Regions from separate parts of the Homo sapiens genome. Here region 2 is linked to region 1. The links are chromatin contacts, found by Hi-C or POLR2A ChIA-PET in ENCODE. All regions are on one chromosome and are shown on one strand. The core of a region is the stretch at or near the end of the contact, and the rest is flanking DNA. Distances in the headings are between cores, read along the strand shown.

Region 1 (6,962 bases), core at 2,527-5,026:
AATCCCAGCTACTCAGAAGGCTGAGTCAGGAGAATTGCTTGAACCCGGGAGGCAGAGGTTTCACTGAGCCAAGATCGCGACATTGCACTCCAGCCTGGGGGGGCAACAAAGTGAGATTCGGTCTCAAAAAATAAATAAATAAATAAAAATAAAGTATAAAAAATTAAAATTATGTGTTCAAGTAAATTAAATATATGGCAATGAAAAGGAGGCCCAGCATGACTGACTGCATTTTGCTCCTAACCCTTCCTACCCTGTGGTGATGTCTTTCAGGCTAACTGCTTTTTCTTCTTTCTGCACATAGGCCAAGCTATCTATGGGAGGGATTTAGCTTACAGTTTAACTTTAAAGCACAGATGATAATAATCCTTTCCCCAAACTAACTCCTGAGAAGATAGGCAGGTTGTTGAAGATTTATAAGAGCAGTGTGACCTGACAAAGGACAAAGAATTTTCACCATCCCCTTGGGCTCTCACTGCAGCCCATATGTCTGTCATTGTCAGACCTCTTCACCTCAACCGCCTCCTTCTTCCTCCCTTCCCTAACGTACAAGGAACCTGAAAATCATATTAATTTAAGATGGTTCTTTAGGATGTTAGTTCACCATCTGTTCAGTTTGGTGGCTCTCTGGAATAAAGTCACCTTCCCTGCCCCTACACCTTATCCCTGGACTTATTGGCCGTCATGCAGCAAGCGGTGAGTGCAGTAAGCCGAGATCACACCACTGCACTCCAGTCTGGGTGACATAGTGAGACCTTGTCTCAAAAAAATAAAAATAAAAACAGAGAAATTTGGTTTTAGAACCAGACAAATTAAATGGGAGATTACTTCCAGTGAGACCTAGAAATTTCTAAATTTCTAAAATTTCTAAAAAAACTGAGAAAATTGCCTCCATTGAGGAAGTAAGCTGAAGGAGGTAAACTGTCATGTTTTCTGAATTGAGAAATATTGAGGAGGCTTTGTCTCTTTCACCTCCAGCTGCTCCTTCTCCTCCTGCCCCTGCACCTGCATAGTCTTTCTTACCTGAGCCTTCCTGTCCTGCCTTGCTTCTTCTTCCATCACCACCACCTGGGGAAAGTCCCCAGGGCTCTGGCCACTTCCCCAAAACTTCTGTTCTGACAGCCCCTTTAAAGGTAAAACCCAAACCCACAGGAAGAGGGGAGCCTACCATTGTGTATACCACTTCACCAAAACGTGAATTAAGAATATTATAAAGGACTTCCCTGATCTAAACTTAAATACATTTCACTCTTCTGTTTCTAAAGCAGGCTCCGAGATTCTATAGGCTCTGGCAGAAAATTTGACTTAACTGTTGAAACCTTTGAGCCCAAATATTCTGACCTTTATCAATCAATTCACATGCTGGTGAAGAAGGCAAGGCCACTAACTGGTTGCAAAGGCAAATTGGAAGGATTTTCAAAAAGGGACTGAAGCAGAACATGAAAGGTTCACATTTTCACCAAATATCTCCATGTTGCCACTCCCCAGGTCCTTCCTAAAAATATAGATTGGAGGATAATTCAGCATTGTACTAAAAAGCCAGACAAATCTGTCTTTGCTTAATTAAAATGGTTTGAGAGCCAGGTGTGGTAGCTCATGTCTTTAATCCCAGCACTATAGGAGGCCAAGGCGGGCGGATCACTCGAGGTCAGGAGTTCGAGACCAGCCTGCCAACATGGTGAAACCCTGTCTCTACTAAAAATACAAAAATCAGCCAGGTGGCTACTCAGGAGGCTGAAGGAAAAGAATCGCTTGAACCCAGGAGGCAGAGGTTGCAGTGAGCTAAGATCCTGCCAGTGCAATACAGCCTGGGTGACAGAGAAAGACTGTCTCAAAAATAAAAATTAAAAAAAAAAAGAAAAAATCAGCAGCGTAGTAGAAGTATAATGCACACAAGAATGATAATCATGAAGACAATCTGATTCTAGAAGAGTAAGGGAACCTATTCCATTAGAGAGCCAACTGAAAACATCAAATCCCAGTTCACACCCCAGGGTGTGGGGGCACGTGCCTGTAGTCCCAGCTACTCGGGAGGATTAGTAAGGAGGTTTGCTTGAATATGTGAGGTCAAAGCAGAAGTAAACCCTGATCATGCCACTGCACTCCAGCCTGGGTGACAGTGAGACCTTGTCTCAAAAACAAACAAACAAAAAACCCACAAAACCAAACAACAACAAATTGTCACCTCACTCTGAAATGACAGTGGCAAACATCACTTTGCTATTGGAAAATTAAAAGAAAAACACTCCCTCTTGCTATCAACCTGCCCTCTTGCTCTAACATGTCTGACCCATGGTTTAAAATGCCCAAAAGCTGATGTACTCAAATTATAATACACTTACCTGTTCTGCACCAGCATTTATTTTTGTCTGGAGGAGATCACCATCCATGGTCCTGTAAATGTCTAACGGCATGGAATGATGAAGGGCAGTGTCTTTTAGGATATTTGGTTATATCTATATATATGGCTCTGAAGAAACCCAACATTGGGCGAGTTCCCTCAAACTTTTCACTAGGCATGACCACTGCTCTATTTTAGATAGAGATTCTGTGGGGCAAAACCTGAGAATTATCTGCCTGGCTATCAAGAAGATAGCTCCTTGCATTTTTTTGGGGAGAACACTTGCTTCAAGGGAGTGTTTCCTCCCAGGATTACAAATCTTTTTGTAACCTCAGGAAACATTGCTGATGAAAACCAGGCATGGTGGCTCTGGCCTGTAATCCCAGTGACTCAGGGGCTGAGACAGGAGAATCACTTAAGCCAAAGAGTTTGAGGCTGCAGTGAGCTATGATGGCGCCACTGCACTCCAGCCTGAGCCACAGAGCCAGACACTGTCTCTGAAAGAAAAAGAAAAAGAAAGAAAAACATTGCTGATGAAACTGCGGCCTCTTTTGCAGCTCTATAAAAAGGTATTTAGTCACTGGCTAAGGTTGTACTAGATAATCACATCACTTTAGGTGATACATTTAGCTGAGCAGGGAGATGTGTGGTGGCAAATACCTTTTGTTGCATATACATATACATTTCCCATGTAGTAGAACCTTCTCTAGAAAAAATCAGAAAAGAAGCCACTTGGCTGCAAGAAATCACTAAAGAAGAAATGGGGTTTGATGTTTTCCCTGATGTTTTCAGTTGGCTGAAACATCAAATCCCAGTTCCCTGGTTCCCTTACTGTTCCAGGATACAGATTCTCTTTGTGATGATCATTCTTGTATGCATTATATTTCTACTACTCAAATTATTAATGTTATGTATTTCTCATTGTTTTACTTCTTTTGAGAAACTAAATTCATGGTACTCTGAAAACTAGAGATGATTCAACAAGTGACAGCAACTATAGAATTGGCCGAGATATCTCTCTCTCTCTCTCTCTCTCTTTTTTTTTTTTTTTTTCCATGTTGTGATGCCACACCAGTTCAGCTTTTGGACGCTGTTAAAAAGAGAGGTCTCCTTCCCTCCCCTGACCCCCGTGTGGGACAGGACTATCTGGGAATGAGCCATTCTGGCAAGGAGGGACACAGCTTTTGATCGACAATGCTTTCAAGAAATACTTTTTTTTTTTTTAAACGGAGTCTCGCTCTGTCGCCCAGGCTGGAGTGCAGTGGGCGATCTCAGCTCACTGCAAGCTCCGCCTCCCGGGTTCACGCCATTCTCCTGCCTCAGCCTCTGCGAGTAGCTGAGACTACAGGCGCCCGCCACCACGCCAGGCTAATTTTTTTTTTTTATTTTTAGTAGAGACGGGGTTTCACCGTGGTCTCGATCTCCTGACCTCGTGATCGGCCCGCCTCAGCCTCCCAAAGTGCTGGGCTTACAAGCGTCAGCCACCGCGCCCGGCCAAGAAAGACTTTTCATCTAAAGGGAGAATGGGGAAAGAAGAGAACTTTTTTATTTTCAAATTCTCAGGCCCAGCGAGGCATTACATTGAGACAGCAACCACATTCTGCTTCCTTTTTGTACACTACTGTATTTGAAAAACAAAAAAACAAACCTACAAGACTCATAAAACTGGACAACTTTCTTTATAACACTACTACTCGTAAAACCAGTAAGGATGGCTGGTTTGCAGTTATCTGAGCAGCTTCTCTAGTTTCATAGACATGATTTCTCTCTGTTATTAAAGGGCTCCCAATTTTAAGTGGAATGCTACTTCACAAAGATAACCAGGTTTGAAAGGGTCCGGTTTGCTTTGTAATCCGAAACGTTCCAGTCTGCTATTAAAAGCCATTATTTGAAGACGGGTGCACAGGCTTCCAGCTGCCCGCCAGAAGGGTCCTCCGCAGGACACAGGTTAAGTAATCACTTCTTCGGGGGAGACTAGATGCAGGGTCTCGGCGCACCTCCCCAAAAGACAAGGGCGAGACAGAAAGGAGGGACAGGCGGACGTCACTTCCCCCGCCGGCTGCGGCACCGGGTTGGTGGGCTGAGTGGAGGAGGGTGGGGCGGAAGAACAGAAGGGGACTGGGAAAGGCACTGTTGGTGACATCACCGATAGGGCGTTTCTATGTAGATGAGGCAGCGCAGGGGCTGCTGCTTCGCCATGAAGGATTTCCCGTGCTGTAGGAGCAAGTCCGGGACCGCTGGCTGGACGTGAGCGTCCTAGCTGTGCGTTAGGGCTAGGAGGGCTCAGGGTGATTGGGGATTGGCTGGGGTGGTGCTCGGGGCAAGTGACCGTGCGTGTAAAGGGTGAGGCGTATGGAGCTGTGGCGGGGCGGAAGTTCACATGTGTGGTATGTAGAGCACATGTTATGGTTATCAAAGTGGTTTACTGTAAGGCTGAGGGCTATGCATTCTATGGCTATGTTGTTGTCTCTTATTTTTCCAAACGTGGAAACCTCTGTTTTGTAACTTGTAGTAATAAGGTAGAAATTAAAAAGAAAAAGTATTTTCCTGTACTTGCTTGGCTGCAAGGTCAGGAACAGATAGTTTCTGAAAAACCACATCGCTGAGAAATGAGTTCTGGAGACTCTCTTAACAGTCTGTTATCCCTAGGAAGGATAAGAGCAAGAAACAGCAAATGCTTTTATTACCTTCTCTTTTCCCTTTACCATTTCTCACTATTCAAGTTTTGTTAAGTTCTTGATTTCCCTTCAGTGCAGCTGCAAGGTCACCAGCTATTCTTGCCTCGTGAGACCTGTCACAGTTTGACTAGCTGCCTTTGTTCTGCTTCTGTAAGCCCTCTTGCCTGCCCCGCGAGTTTGGTGCCATCATAGTCCCACCATGCCATTCAAACTAGCCAACCCCCTTTTTGAAGTGTGTATAAAAGTCAAACCCTGTCTTTGTTCGGGGCTCAGCCTTTGGATTTTAATCCTCTGGGCCTGAGGGCACTCAATAAAATCCTCCTGTTCCACCCATTGGTCTCTCTGTTCTCCTGATTCCCACAACAGTAGTAGGGGACTGTGTCTGCACTTTCCCCTGGTCTTTCACGGTATGAATAATAGCCTTTTTTTTTTCGCCTATAGTCGCAGGCTCGGTCTCAGTGATTTTATGGTGTGGTCAGCTGTTTTTGTTTTTGTGAGACCTTGTTTACTGTCCTGGGACAGATGTCTGTAGTCACTTGTTTCCTTGGGAGGCAAATTTCAGTCTCTGTGGCAGAGGTCTCTCATGTTAGCTGTGGTGGTACTTGGCAGGCGGAGCTCAGGGATCTAGGCTTCCCTGCTTTGTAGACTGCTCAATGGTCCCCAAGGCCTACTGGCTTTTACCACCACTTGAAAACCTTAGTGTTTTTCCACTGTCCCCAGAGTCACCTCTTACACAGACTTATTTTGTTTGTCTTTTTCCCCGAGACAGAGTCTCACTCTATCTGGTAGCATCTTGGTTTAAGCGATCCTCCCACCTCAGCCTCTGGAGTAGCAGAGGCACGAGTCACCACAGCCAGCTAATTTCTGTTCTTGGTTTTGTTGTGGTGGTGGTTGTTTTGTTTTTTAAGAGTTGAAGTTTCACCATGTTGCCCAGGTTGGTCTCCAACTCCTGGACTCAAATAATCCGCCCTGCCTTGGCCTTCTAAAGTCCTGGGATTACAGGTGTGATCCATCACACCTGGCCAGCCCCTGCTTTTCACTATAGCATTCATGGGAGTTTGCAGGATTTCTGTGCTGGGGGGAACGTGTACTCAGCTCATACAGCCAAGTAGAAATTGTACTTGGAACTGGTGCCGTTGGGTTGTAGACATAACATGCTTGCTGTTTGTATGGGAAGGGCTTTGCCAGTGCTCTGTGCCCCTGTGCAGGGCATCCAGGCCTGCAGGTCAGAACGGCAGTCTCACCTATGAGTTTGTGTAATACGCAGCAATTCTCCCTGGAATATAAGATGGGTGGTCTTGTGAGGTTCCTACAAGTAAGAAGACAAATTTCCCTTCAGTTTGTATTGACAAAATTCAAAATTAATAATAACAGCCCAACCTCTTGAATGATAAATGTCCTTTACATTGACAGACCAGAACTGCCCTGCTTGCCTCAGCTCCTCTGTGCAGGTGCAGCTCACAATTCCCCCCACACAGGTCATTTCCTCCCTGCTTTCTCCAAAAGAGGGAGACAGCAGTTCTGCAGGACCACAGGGCTCAAGGCCTTCCAGGGCCAAAAATCTCAGAAGAAGTTGCCCGTTCTGCCTGTACCTCACGACTGACCTAGAAATGGCCTTTGCTAGGAGCAAAGTAGGGGGAAATGGTCGCCAGAGCTGGGGCCTGGGTACTGGGCCAGGTTACCCCACAGGAGGGGAAGTACTCAGGGTTAGAGGGGGCCAAGCACCAAGACCTCAGCATCCTCAACCTCCAAAAGGACTCAGAGAGATGCAGAAACCGAGACAGGGTTCCTCTTTCAAGGAAAGAGACTTTTGAGGAAGACCCCAGGGCTCTGAACCAAAATCCAGATTTTTCCCCATCTGCAGCTTAATTCCACCTTAGTTGGTGCAACTTCATCCTTCCCCTATGCTCAGGACAAAAAACAGTTCTTCTATAGGCTGGTCA
Region 2 (6,962 bases), core at 2,518-5,017, 76 kb after region 1:
CACCCCAGCTGCCGGCCCGTCCTATCCTACCCCTAGCCCGTTACCTTGATAATCATAGTAGTCTGGGTTGTCTGCAAACAAAGATGAAAGTGGAATTGGTGGGAGTAAGGCTAATCCCCCAGCCCCTGGGGCAAACAAGTTCCCTCCTGAGCCAGGGACCAACCCCCAGAGTTCCCATCAGCGTGTCCAGTGCGGTCCCTGGCTGAGCCAGGCACATCTGAGCAGCCAGGCCTCGGTGACCCGGCAAGGCCCTTACCGATCTGGTCGCTATAGTGGGTGTACTGGACGTGGTCAGGGAACGGCGGCAGCGGGTCCAGGTCATACTGGCCCTGAGCCAGCAAGCCTGCTGTGGGGAGGCAAAGCATGTAGGGTACCCCATCGGGAGGGGCAACGGGGGCCCGAGGCGCTTCTGGAGAGTGGAGGCGGGGGTCACAAGGTCAGGCCCATAAGAGCCTAGGACCCCACAAGCAGATTCCTAGAGGATCCAGACTCTTCTTCGATGGTAAAGACCCTTCCCCACCCTGGTCATGGGTCACCTCCCTGACCTTACCCTGCCCCTTCCTGTTGCTGGCCTCCTGGCTGCTCCTAGGACTCCACATGCTCCTGCCTCCCTCAGAGCCTTTGCACCTGACACTCCCTGGGCCTGTGAGGCCTGCTCAGCTCCTTCAGGTCTTCCCTGGAATTTCAGCTGTGCCAAGATGCCGCCCCACCTCCAGCCCACCAGCCCTCCTGCTGATTTCTGTCCAGCACTCAGCACATGCTGGAGTTTCTCATGTCTGCTTGTTTCCTATTTGTCTCCCTTCCCTGGACTGGCAGCATGATGAGGAGCAACGATGTGTCTGCCTGGTTCATCGCTGAATCCCCAGGGCCTAGCCCAGCACTTGGCACGTGGTAGGGACTCAACACATCGCTGCTGAATGAATGAATGTTGGCCCTGCTAGGACTTTTGTGGTCCTCATTGATTCTCTTCATTTGGCCAGTAGGGACCCCCACAAGGTCAGGACTGTATAGAGCAGAAGGGCCCTGAATGGATCTAGAACTCAAGCATCCGGACTCCCTGCCTTGGGTGCCCCTGCACCTGCACATCGGCTCCCAGAGAGGCCTTGTGCCTTGTGCCCACGGAGTCCTTGTGCCTGGGACGTGCCCTCCAGAACCCTGCCTGCCTGCTGCTGTGGAAGGCTGGGGGAAGGGCCAGGAGCTGCCTCCAGATGCTGCCAGGGTTGGCTGGTCCAGTCTGTGGTCCAAGCAGGCAGAAGGCCCTGGGAGCTGGGGAGCTGAGTTCTGGTCATAAGTCGTGACAAAGGCTCACTATGAATTCCCCCTACTAACCCTACTCCTCAGCCCCACATAAGAGGAGCTACCCCCTGCCCCAGGAGCCACTTACCAGGCAGGAATAGCAGGAAGAGGTAGGCAGCTCTCATGGCAACAAAGAGGCAGGCCGGGGTGGTGTCAGAGAGGACAGCTGGGGAAAGACCGGTGGGAGAGCTCTACCCAGGGCCACACCCAGGACAGCAGAGCTCACCTTTGATCCCCTGATTTCGCCCTGGAGAAGGTGGCACCCAGAATAGAAGCCAGGCATGGGAGGGCTGGAGTGGAGGGACATCCCAGTCCCTGCTGGCCCACCCAGGTGTTCAGGTCACAAGGGACAAGGCCTCCAACCCAGCTCCAGGGCTGATCCTGACAAGCAAACCCCGTGTAGTGGGTGTACTTGATGTGGTCAGGGAAGGGCGGACCCTGCCCTGCTCACTAAGGGGACATTCCTAATGTGCTCCCAGCCCAGGCCATTCTGTCCTCACCCACACCCGTGCTCAGCCCTCTGGCCCAGTGGCTCCCTGGGTGTCCAAGGCACTGACTGCGTGAATCACTGAACCCAGGCCCATCCTTGGGACCCCAGCCCTGGCCAGCCGGCATCACCGCCTGGACTCAGCAGCTTCTGCCAAGCCACCACCTGCTCCCAATTAGCCCCTGGGCCCTAAGCATCCTGCTCAGCAGGAAACCACATACACATGGGCCTGCCCGGCCCCCAGAGCGGCCAGGCCGGGCAGGGCTCCCAGCTCCCAGAAGACTCCTCTCCTGCCAGGCCTCCAGGCCTCGCAAGACCTGGCTGTGTGCATCACAGGCTCACGAGACCCGGGCTATTTGCAGCAGCAGGAAGCACGAGAGTGAAGCCTGAGGGGGCTCCTCTGGATCCCAGAAAGGCAGCACTGAAGGGGCCGTGACATCACCCAGGCTGGGGGTTCTGCACCCCCTGACACTGTAGGCAAGTGTGTGTGTCATTTGGAGGGAGAGGGCATGGGGTCCGTGGCTTTCATCAGGCTCCTGACATTCAAGAGCCCAGCCTCCAGTCCTGGCTACACGGTGGGACTTGGGGGAGCCTCCGGTTCCCCACATCCAGCCCCAGCTCAGTGGAGGGCCACCTCAGGTCCGTCAGCCTTCTGTAGGGAGGGCTGCGAGGGCGGGGTCCATCCAGGAGGGCCCCTCCCGGCTGCAACCCAGGAAGTCCTTTCAGAGAGCTAGCTGGAAACCCCAACTTTGGTCTATTTTCCCCACTGGGAGTCCAGGGAGAGGGGAGGGAAAGGGGAGAAAGCAGGAGGTCTTTCCCTCCTTCCTCTCAATCCTGAGGCCTCCTGACCCCCTGGCTCCTCTCATGCATTAGGCACCTCACTAAGGTGGAGTGGGAGCCGGGAGACGAAGCTCAGGACCAAGCTGCCCCAGAGGCGAGGGATAGCTGGCTCCCCACACCCCATTCTGAAAACCCTTGACCTCCTCATGGGAGGGGGATGAAAAGACCCAGAGAGCCTTCCTTGCCCTTCTCCCCATCCGTCAGGTCGGTCGGAGCCCCCGCTGCTCAGCAGAAGGCGCTGAATTGGGGCAAGAGGGGTTGCAAGGTGTTGGGGGATGCCTGTCGGTACCCTGCGGGGAGTCTTCCTCCCCTAGGACTGGCCCCCGAACCCAGGCTTATTGGGGGAAGGAGGCCCACGGGCTAGCGGGGAGGCAGGAAAGAGAGAAGTCAGTGTGGAGTTCATGAACTCCTCCCACGGGACCACATCTCCGAGCTCTTCTAGACGAAGGGGTTTTGGGGCGTGCGGGAGGCCAGGACCTGCCTGGGAGGCTGCCCCACCCCCACCTCTGGCCTCTTCCACAGCTGCGGCCTCCCCCACCCCCGACTCCCCTGCGTCCTGGGAGGTGGGGGACAGGGGGCCCCGACGCTCGCTCAGACATCAGACGGAGGGAGGGCTCTGCCGGCTCCAGAGCCGGGCTCAGGGGGAGGGGTCCCGGCGGGAGAAACCCAGATGTTGCAGCGCCGCACAGCTGGGAACAATCAGCCGCGGAAACTTGCTCCGCGCGCCCTCGCGCTCCCGTCTCTGATCTCTCTTTGTCTCTCTGCGTCTCTGTCTCGGCCATTCCCACCGGACCCCCCCCCCCCACCCCACCCGCCACATTCCAACCTCCCCGGGAGAACAAAAGATGTCCCATCCCCCGACGACCTCACCTCTGGCTCCCCCCAAACTCGGGCTCCCCGCCCTTCCCAATTCGCGTTCTCTCTGCAGAGCAACCCCAAACTTTCCAGGTGCCCCCTTGGCCTCCGCTCTGAAGGCGCGGGGTTCAGGAACCTCCGCGGCTGCCCCAGGATCGAGGACCCAGAGAGCCTGGCACCCTCGCCCCCGCGCCGGGGGACCCGCCGACGCCCCTGACCGCCCCCCGGGGCCCCCAAGCGCCAGGCCCGCGCCTACCTGTCCGGGTCACTCCGCCGCCCGCTCCGAGTCCGCCCGCCGGAGCCGCCCCTTGGCCCGCTCCGAGTCCCCCTCCGGGCCCCCGACGGGGCTGGCGCCCGCCCTCCAGCCCCGGAGCCGCTGGGTCCTAACGCGAGCTGCCCGCATGGGCCGCCACGCCGTGCCCTCGGGGTTCCATCTCCTGGGGGGGGGGGTGTCCCCGGGGTAGAGGCGCCCGGGGCCGTCCTCACGTCTGTGCAAAGCTTCCTCCTCCTCACAGCTGCTCCTCACTCGACGTCGACGGGGTGAGGGGGGTGAGGTGGGCAAGGGTAGGTGTGTTGCCCATTTCACAGAGGAGGAAATCAAGCCTCCCAAAGTGACTCACCCTAGGCCCCTCAGCCAGAAAGTAAGCCTCGATCTCCCTCTGCCTTCTCCCAGCTTCCAGGACACTCTCCTGCCTTGGTTTTCCTTCTGCCTCTCCAGCCAAGCCTGCTGCCTCTCTCAGGCCCGCACCCTCCTCTCCTACACTGCTGAGCTCTGGGCCATGGCTGGCTTCCACAACCAGCGGTTCTTTCTTTCCTTTTCTAGAGACAGGGTCTTGCTGTGTTGCCCAGGCTCGTCTGGAACTTCCGGCCTCGAAATTTTGGCCTCAAGCATTCCTCCTGTCTCATCCTCCTGGGCTGTTGGGATTACAGGCATGAGTCCCTGCCCCCGGCCATAACCAGCACCTCTTTCAGCCCTGACCCAGCCTATGTGTCCCACAAATGTCCTCAAGATGCATCAGCTTCAACAAGCATCCAAGTCCAAATTCACGACCTCCTAACTCTCCCCCAGACCTGGCCCTCCAGGATTCCCAGTCCCCCCTTGGCCCCGCAGCCTTCCATTACCCAGGCTTCCTCCCCTGCCCTTAGCCCTGCATCTAATCCAGCACCCACCCGTGAATGCTACCTGAAAAATTTCTTTTGTGACTCCGTTCACTGCTCCCACCCTGGCCTAAGCCACTGTGAGACCAAGTTGCAATCCCAAGAAACCGCATTTGCTCTTTCTGCTTGTCAGAAGCTGACAAAGCCCTGACTCAGTGACTGGGGGCAGCCCAACGGAAGGATGCCTTGAAGATGGCAGGCAGGGCAGAACACAGGCTCCCACGCCTCTTGCCTGAATCACTGCATTGTTAGAAAATATAAGTTAAATGATCCTGGCTGTGCCTTTTCCTGTACATAAGATAGCACCTGACAGGATTGACGATTATGCCTCTATAATCTATATAACTAGGTGCATCCTCGAACCCAAACCTTGGCGAGATTTGCACTAGTGTAGCTTCTGAAGACATTTGATGTAAATTTTTCTTCTTCTTTTTTTAATGAGACCGGGTCTCGCTCTGTCATCCAGGCTGGAGTGCAGTGGCACCATCACAGCTCACCTCTTGGGCTCAAGTGATCCTTCCACCTCAGCCTCCCAAGTAGCTGGGACTACAGGCAAGAGCCGCCATGCCTGGCTAATTTTTTTTTTTTTTTTTTTTTTTTGTATTTTTTGTAGAGAAGGGGTTTTGCCGTGTTTGCCCAGTCTGGTCTCAAACTCCTGAGCTCAAGCAATCCACCCGCCTCAGCCTCCAAAAGTGCTGGGATTACGGACGTGAGCCACCGTGCCTGACCATAGCTTCTGAGCACACACAGAACCGCCTGCCTCTGTATCTAAACTGTGGGCTGAAATGCTGCTTTGGCGCAGTCTAACAGAAACTCTCTGAAACCCTCTCCCAGGGTGCAGTCCTCAGTAAGACTCAATAAAACTAACTTTAATTTTTTCAATGGCTGATTTTTTTTTTTTTTTTGAAATGGAGTTTAACTCTGTTGCCCAGGCTGGAGTGCAGTGGTGTGACCTCGGCTCCCTGTAACCTCCACCTCCCGGGTTCAAGAGGTTCTCCCAACCCAGCCTCTCGGGTAGCTGGGATTACAGGCACATGCCAGCATGCCAGGCTAATTTTTGCTTTTTTTTTTTGAGTAGAGACAGGGTTTCACCATGTTGGCCAGGCTCCTGACCTTAGCTGATCCGCCTGCCTTGGGTTCCCAAAGTGCTGGGATTATAGGCATGAGCCACTGTGCCTGGCCAAAAGGTGGATTTTTTCTTTTTCTTTTTTTTTGAGACAGGGTCTTGCTATCTCCCAGGCTGGAGTGCAGTGGTGCATCCTCAACTCACTGCAACCTCTGCCTCCTGGGTTCAAGCGATTCTCATGCCTCAGCCTCCAGAGTAGTGGGGACTACAGGCACCCACCACCATGCCTGGCTATTTTTTTTTTTTTTTTTATTTCTCGTAGAGACGAGGCTTCTCCATGTTGTCCAGGCTCGTCTCGTACTCCTGACCTCAGCTGATCCACCCACCTTGGCCTCCCAAAGTGCTGGAATTACAGGCGTGAGCCACTGCACCTGGTCAAAAGGCTGATTTCTTATTTAGTTGACACCACCATCATTTGCCTGGGCTCTGCGATAGCCTCCACTCTGGGCTCTCCCACGTGGGTCCTGCCTCCCTCACCCCCGCAGATCGTGCCCCTTCTACTGATCGCCTTTCACTCAGGTTAGAGGCTCAACTTCCCTGTGGCTTCCAGGGCCCCGGCCCTTTATGGCAGCCTGGCTCTGCCTCCTCTTCCTCCTCCAGCCACTGGCCTTTGGGGGTTTTCTCCCAAACCCCTCTCCCTCCCACACTGAGGCGTTTCTTCCTCCCGAGCACTGGCTGAGGTCTCCTCCATGGGGTCACAGATCAAACCCTCCCTTCCTCAGAGGGGCCTTCCCTTTTTCCTTTTTTTGTGCTTTCTAGCTTTACTGCTTGCAGTTGTCTTGTTGGCCTATGTCTGTGACCATCTGAGCCCTGTCCCTCTTCCCGATGAGACTGTCATCTTGCCCCGTGAAGGCCAGGACCAAGGCTGTTTTTGCTCATCTTCAGTTTTGCTCATTAAGTTCAGAGCCCGGCTCAGAGCAGCAGTTCAGCAAACATTGGTGGAATGAATGAGTGAACTGTACACTAAACTCTTCCCGGAGAAGCTGGCTGGGGGTGCAGATCCTCTGCGTGAGGGGCAGCCTTCAGCCCTGCCCAGGAGCCTAGGCCTGAGGCGGGAGTGAGAGTTGTAGGGGCTGCGGGCTGGGAGGAGATGAGGATGGCCCCTGATTTAGACCCTTGCCATCTGATCTCTTCATCGCCAGTCATTCCCCCACCTCCCTTAGACTCTGAGTCTTAGGGAGGGAGTAAATATGCCCTGTG

Evidence for each region. A loop is a pair of places that touch in the nucleus more often than their neighbours do. ChIA-PET counts read pairs that join two places held with the same protein, here RNA polymerase II (POLR2A). Pooled maps may share reads with other maps.
Region 2: a pooled map shows a loop between it and region 1 (1.9-fold over the local background). The contact joins the promoter of MFAP2 here to the enhancer-like site in region 1. A Hi-C loop is called at or near these places in 1 of 50 pooled maps. POLR2A ChIA-PET finds 5 or more read pairs at or near these places in 7 of 52 experiments (AG04449, H1, K562 and 4 more).

Annotation. Positions count from the first base shown.
Region 1 is chr1:16,900,474-16,907,435 of GRCh38, forward strand. No RefSeq gene overlaps it. Among named protein-coding and RNA genes, the nearest start is that of RNU1-2, 8.0 kb to the left of the region's middle. RefSeq lists enhancers at 3,355-3,634, 3,821-4,460, 4,105-4,154, 4,255-4,304, 4,461-5,100 and a silencer at 4,841-5,135. Within about 2 kb of position 3,777, at least 41 of the 41 ENCODE cell types and tissues checked have a DNase peak (open chromatin) inside an H3K27ac peak, as active enhancers do; they include Panc1, where a contact is called at or near this core.
Region 2 is chr1:16,976,853-16,983,814 of GRCh38, forward strand. MFAP2 (microfibril associated protein 2) reads right to left here and starts at 3,768. Exons shown (of 9, transcript NM_002403.4): 1 at 3,735-3,768; 2 at 1,385-1,462; 3 at 257-346; 4 at 45-71. The coding sequence starts at 1,421. It overlaps LOC105376806 (a long non-coding RNA gene), which reads left to right. Exons shown (of 2, transcript XR_947003.3): 2 at 817-943. RefSeq lists enhancers at 1,530-2,035, 2,036-2,543, 2,544-3,049.